Regions from separate parts of the Mus musculus genome. Here region 2 is linked to region 1. The links are chromatin loops, found by intact Hi-C in ENCODE. Cell type or tissue: left cerebral cortex. All regions are shown on one strand. Each heading gives the region's core, and the rest is flanking DNA. Links, peaks and the distances in the headings are about the cores only. Region 1 has its middle 8.6 kb from the start of Gm46962. Region 2 has its middle 170 kb from the start of Gm46962.

Evidence for each region. A loop is a pair of places that touch in the nucleus more often than their neighbours do. Peaks named below come from ENCODE experiments on the same cell type or tissue, not always from the same donor. Only the 100,000 strongest peaks of a DNase experiment are listed, where the experiment ranks them.
Region 2: a loop joins it to region 1, with 5 times the contacts of the local background. A loop is called at or near these places in 9 of 42 quality-filtered maps.

What each region holds. Positions count from the first base shown.
Region 1 is chr6:70,227,932-70,230,756 of GRCm38, reverse strand. It overlaps Igk. Among named protein-coding and RNA genes, the nearest start is that of Gm46962, 8.6 kb to the right of the region's middle. In left cerebral cortex, for the core only: no CTCF peak of the experiment used is centred there; a DNase peak (open chromatin) is centred at 1,099.
Region 2 is chr6:70,385,289-70,388,113 of GRCm38, reverse strand. It overlaps Igk and Igkv8-16. Among named protein-coding and RNA genes, the nearest start is that of Gm46962, 170 kb to the right of the region's middle. In left cerebral cortex, for the core only: no CTCF peak of the experiment used is centred there; a DNase peak (open chromatin) is centred at 1,497.

The sequences.
Region 1 (2,825 bases), core at 111-2,610:
TGTATATGTATATGTATATGTATATGTATATGTATATATATATATATCAGAGGACTGCAGGGTTTGGGTTCAGTCAGAGATTATGCACCTAACCCTCAAGAGACCGGAAGCCCTAGAGAGTTTAGAGGTCTAGTGGGGGTGGGCACATCTTTGTGGAGAAAGGGGTTGGGGAGGAGGAATGAGATGGGGGAATAGTCAGAGGGTGGACCAAGAGGGAGATAAAATCTGGAGTGTAATAAAAGAAGATTAAGTAAAATTTAAAATGTATAGAAAAGAAGAGAATACTAAGCAAATGATAAACAAAAAACTACCTTTCAACCACCATCTGTAGCTCCCTACCTCTTTCTTATGTTTTCTATCTCCAGGGTTCCTTGCGGTTTCTTTTATTGTTTCTAATTCCATTTTTATGTCTTTGAGTTTTGTTCAATTTTTTCACTGGCTTGATTGTATTTTCTTGTATGTCTTTAAGGGATTTGTTTCTTCTTTAAGGGCTTCTACCTGTTTTGCCTGTATTTTGCTGTATTTCTTTTTTTTTTTTTTGCTGTATTTCTTTAATGGAGTTATTTATATCCTCTTTAAAGGCCTCTATCATCTTCATGAGATGGGATTTTAGGTCAGAATCTTGCTTTTTAGGTGTGTTAGAATATCCAGGGCTTGCTGTGGTGGGAAAATTGGGTTCTGATGCGGCTGGATTGTATTGGGTTCTGTTGTTTATGTTCTTGTGCTTGTCTCTGGTCATATGTTTTTTTCTGGTGTTAACTAGCCTGAGTGTCTCTGACTGGAGCTATGTAGAGCTCTGTGACCTGGGTTAGAGTATGCCTCCTTGGAGGCAAGCAGTGCTGTCTCTGGTTAGGGATGGCCTCCTTTGTCCTTGGTTAGAACATACCTATAGTGTTCCTGGTTAGGGTAGACCTCCTGTGTTCCTGGTTGGGGTGAACCTCCTGAGAGACAGGCAAGCTTTGGTTTCTAGGAGCAGGATCTTCACCAGTTGTAGATGGAGGGGCAGACTGGGAGAACTGTGTACTGGTTACCACAGGCCTACTTGGAGACAATCATTTTAAAGAAGATTGAAATTGCTGCTTGGCTGCATGCCATGGGGACAACATGATTCCAGTGCCAGACATCTTCAAGTAAGGAAACCAAGAGTTCTTTTTACACAACCCTGTGTAAGTTACCAAATTGCTAGAGTGTACCAGTTGCATATATGAAACAATATGCTTCAGAATTTATATAGAAAATTTATATTTGACATGCATGTATATATTGTATTTGAGCACTTAGCCTCTGTTTTCTTTTATTTTCCTTTCCAGTCTCCTGGTAAAGCCTTCTCAAAATAGCCTCTTCTAATTTGCTGACTTTTTTGTTGTTTCTTCTGAATTTAATTATGAATGCTTCATGAGTACACATTATTTCTGGAATATGATTATAGCACATAGAGAATAACCCCCTCCTTTCCCTAGCGTCCCTTGTTACCCAGATATTCTACGAAGAGTAAGAACACATGCACCCCTTCCCCTTGCTTGATGAAATGGTGATGAGTCAAATCTTGTGCAAATAACTGCGGTGGCAGTTTGCTCATATGAATAATGGCCATGTTATGTCTAGAAGATGCTATTTCACAGCATTCCCCACAATAATTGTATCTTATGTTCTTTCTGTCTCTTGTTCCGTGATTATCTCTGCTTTGTTAAAATGGGGATGGGGGAACATTCCTTTTAAGGAATTTCACAGTCACATATTTTCTGTACTTTCACTAATTCTGTACTCTGCCTTAACCAGTATCTACTGAAAGAAGTCTTCTAGGATGAATGCTAAGAATAGCACCATTCTATGGGTTTAAATATACAGATGTACAAAGCAGTTTGATGCCATCCCCATTCAGCAAGCAAGATAAAACAAATAAAAGAAAAACAAAGCAGCTAAACAAACAATGGTAGGTTTTTTCTTAGGTTTTATGACCACCCCATGCAGTCTCTTGAACAGGCTTGCAGTTCCAGGCATTATAATGAATATCATTCTGCTTATTTCTGATAATGACAAGAAAAACACCATAAAAATTCACCTGGAGCAGAACTTATAGACAGTCTTCACATTTTCTCCTCTTTGTGTGTTAATACAACACTGACTAAAATATACCCAGTGAAAACATAAACTCATGGTGACAATTGTCCCATAGGTTCTCATTGTATTAAGCATTTACCTGAAACTTACTGACAGACGTCCCAAATCAAGCAGTCTCAATGCTATGCTAACATCTATGCAAAGGCTATTTTACCTTCTTCCACAAGGCCATATGCTTTTCAGACCGTCTGCCCTTCATAATCTCGTCGCCCCATATACATGTAAAGGACTGGTCTCTGAGATTTGTGGGGGCAAAATCTCTTCTCTCAGGCATGTTCTCCAGATGCTTCTGATGAAGGCATTCTTATTCTACCATTTTTGTAGCATATATATATATATATATATATATATATATATATATATATATAGTCTAACTGAGAGTACTAACAACACTTTCATGTGAAGTTTTAGATTCTTTTTTAAAAAATATTTATTCATTAATTTTTTATACCCCATATTTTATTTTCCCCCTGCCTCTGTCCACTTTCAAACTGTTCCATGTCCCACACCACCTCCCCACCCCCTGTCTCCACATGGGTCTTCCCATACCCCATCCTACCTGATCTCTAAACTCCTTGGGCCCTCCAGTCTCTTGAGGGTTAGGTGTATCATCTTTGAATGAACACAGACCCTGCAGTCCTCTGCTGTATGTGTGTTGGGGGCCTCATATCAACTGGTGTATGCTGTCTGTTTTGTGGTACAAT
Region 2 (2,825 bases), core at 302-2,801, 160 kb before region 1:
CTGATAATTTCTAGACTTCTCTAGAATATGCCTTTGTGGAATAACCCCTTTTGGTATTGCTGGTGTCCAGGCACAATGAAGTGAAGAAACCTGGTTTCTTTTATTCTCCTCCATATTCCCAAAGTTATAACTCTCCTTAATGTCCCTGAAGTTGTGAGAAACATGATTGTCAGTTTCTGTTGGGTTTGCCTTTACTTTGGGATTAAAGCTTCTCTGATCCTAGGCTTACACTAATGTCGCCTAGGATTTTTACAGAGCTTATCTGGGCTTCTTCTTGCATCTCAGTCTCATGTTTATCTTGGAAGTTGGGGCCCAAATACCTGAGGCCCTGTTCATGTCCTCTTTATAAAAGTGGATTTGGTGATAGGAGACAATGAACAAATTATCTTCAATTTTTTTTACTTCCCTCCTACCCTTCCTCTAGCATTAGTATCTTTTATGGGCCATATTTCTTACTCTGTTTCTTTCTTGTATTCCTGTGATTTTTCTCAGCATATCTTATTGTGTTTTCTAGAATGGTTAATCTGAGACAGCTCTCCTAAAGTTTCTACAAAAGTCACCTGATTTAAATATGTCTTGGATTTTAACCTAAACTTATTAGATCCCATAGTAGATTTCTGTTGGTGATGGGGAAGCCAATCACTAATCACTTTCAGTTTTTGCTTGTGCTCTCTCTGATGGCTTTTTTTTTTTTTTTTTTTTTTTGCATGTTGGTTGACACCAGCCACTCTCACACACTGCCCAGGCATTTTTTTTTTTCATTTTATGTCTGCTTTGCATGGGTTCTGCCTGCCCAGCCCAGCCCAGCTACTCATAATGTATAAACCAGGCCTTTGGATTGTGACTGAACAGCATCAGACAGGCAGGGGAGCAATATGGTATCAGAGACCCATGTCCTCATATTTTTGCTGCTATGGGTGTCTGGTGAGAAATTTAAAGTATAATCTTTTCAGGGTCATATCTTTGTATATAAGAAATTTGTACTATGTGCCAGTGTGTAATATTTCTTCCATAGTAATGTTATGACAGTATGACATTATAAGGTCATTTAAACGACAAATTTTAACTATTATTTGAGTCTATGTTTGTGTATGTGTGCATATTCACTGTTTACTCATTATTGCAGGTGCTTGTGGGGAAATTGTGTTGACCCAGTCTATACCATCCCTGACTGTGTCAGCAGGAGAGAGGGTCACTATCAGCTGCAAATCCAATCAGAATCTTTTATGGAGTGGAAACCAAAGGTACTGTTTGGTCTGGCACCAGTGGAAACCAGGGCAAACTCCTACACCGTTGATCACCTGGACATCTGATAGGTACTCTGGAGTCCCTGATCGTTTCATAGGCAGTGGATCTGTGACAGATTTCACTCTGACCATCAGCAGTGTGCAGGCTGAAGATGTGGCAGTTTATTTCTGTCAGCAGCATTTACACATTCCTCCCACAGTGCTTCAGCCTCCTACACAAACCTCCACCTTGAGAGTCTCACCAGCTGCCTGCACCACACACAGCCCTAGCCTGCACACTTCCCCCTTTTCCCTGAGAGTTGATGTGCTTGAAAAAACAGACAAAAAATTTGCTGAGCCCAGCAAAAAATGATGTGTTCACTGCCTCTTATGACTTTTGGTATGAAAAGTCTATACACTAAAGTCTAGTAAAGAATTCAGTGTTATCTTTGTAGTCTTTCTGTAACAATTTAGCACAAACTCTGTTGTTTGAAGGTGAGGGATTTATCCTTTTTCAGTTCTGAAAATCTGGTATCAACCATAAGGTTCTATAGACTGAGGTGGTGATGTTGGCAAATTGCATTTTGGTTTGTTGTCTCCAGGCAAGGAAACTTTTTTTTTCTAGTTTCTAGGGACTTTTCTTCCTTAATTGTGTATGTATTTTTCCTGATTCCTTTCTTTTCACAAAGAAAAAAATTAATCCTTGCATTTAGTTAATCTTTATGTGGATGTGTGCCCCCTCCTCTCTCTCTGCCCCTCTCTCTCTGCATCTCCCTCTTTCTCTCTGTAGGTAAGAATGTATGCGGTGTTTTGGACAACTGAGGACAACTTGGACTTTATTGTCTCTTTTTGCCATGTGGGTTCTTGTGATAATTAGTGGACATCAAGCTAGGTGGCAAGAATCTTTGCATCCTAAGCCATCTTTCTGCAACTTAAATGTTTTTATTGATGTGCATTCATTACACATAAGTTTCATAATGTGATATCTTTCAAGTATATCATATATTTTGACCACATCCACTAAACATCAGTATTTCCATTTTCCTTTCCTGTTATCATTTTTCTTTTTATTCCCTCATCTAATTTTCTCTCTCTCTCTTTGTCTCTCTCATTCTCTGTCCATTTCTCTTCTCTATTTAAATCTCTCTATTTCATGCACGTATACACATACATACATATGTACATATACATACACATACAAATAAATACACAAATAAATATCACACACATACACACCCACGTGTCCATGTATATACAGATGCACACATGAATAGATACACACACACACACACACACACACACACACACACACACATGAACTGAACATTTAAAATATATAGGATCCACAAAGGAGTGAACATATGTTTTTCTGTTCCCCTTTTTTCTGAGTCCACATATTCCTATGAATTATTTTTATCTGTCTTCTGCTTTTATTGGATATTTTATTTATTTGCATTTCAAATGTTATCCTCTTTTCTAGTTTCTCCTCCAGAAATCCCCTATCCCATCCTTGTTACCCTTGTTTCTATGAGGTTGATCCCTCACCCACCCATCTACTCCTGCCTCCCCGCCCTGGCATTTCCCTACCCTGGAGTCTTT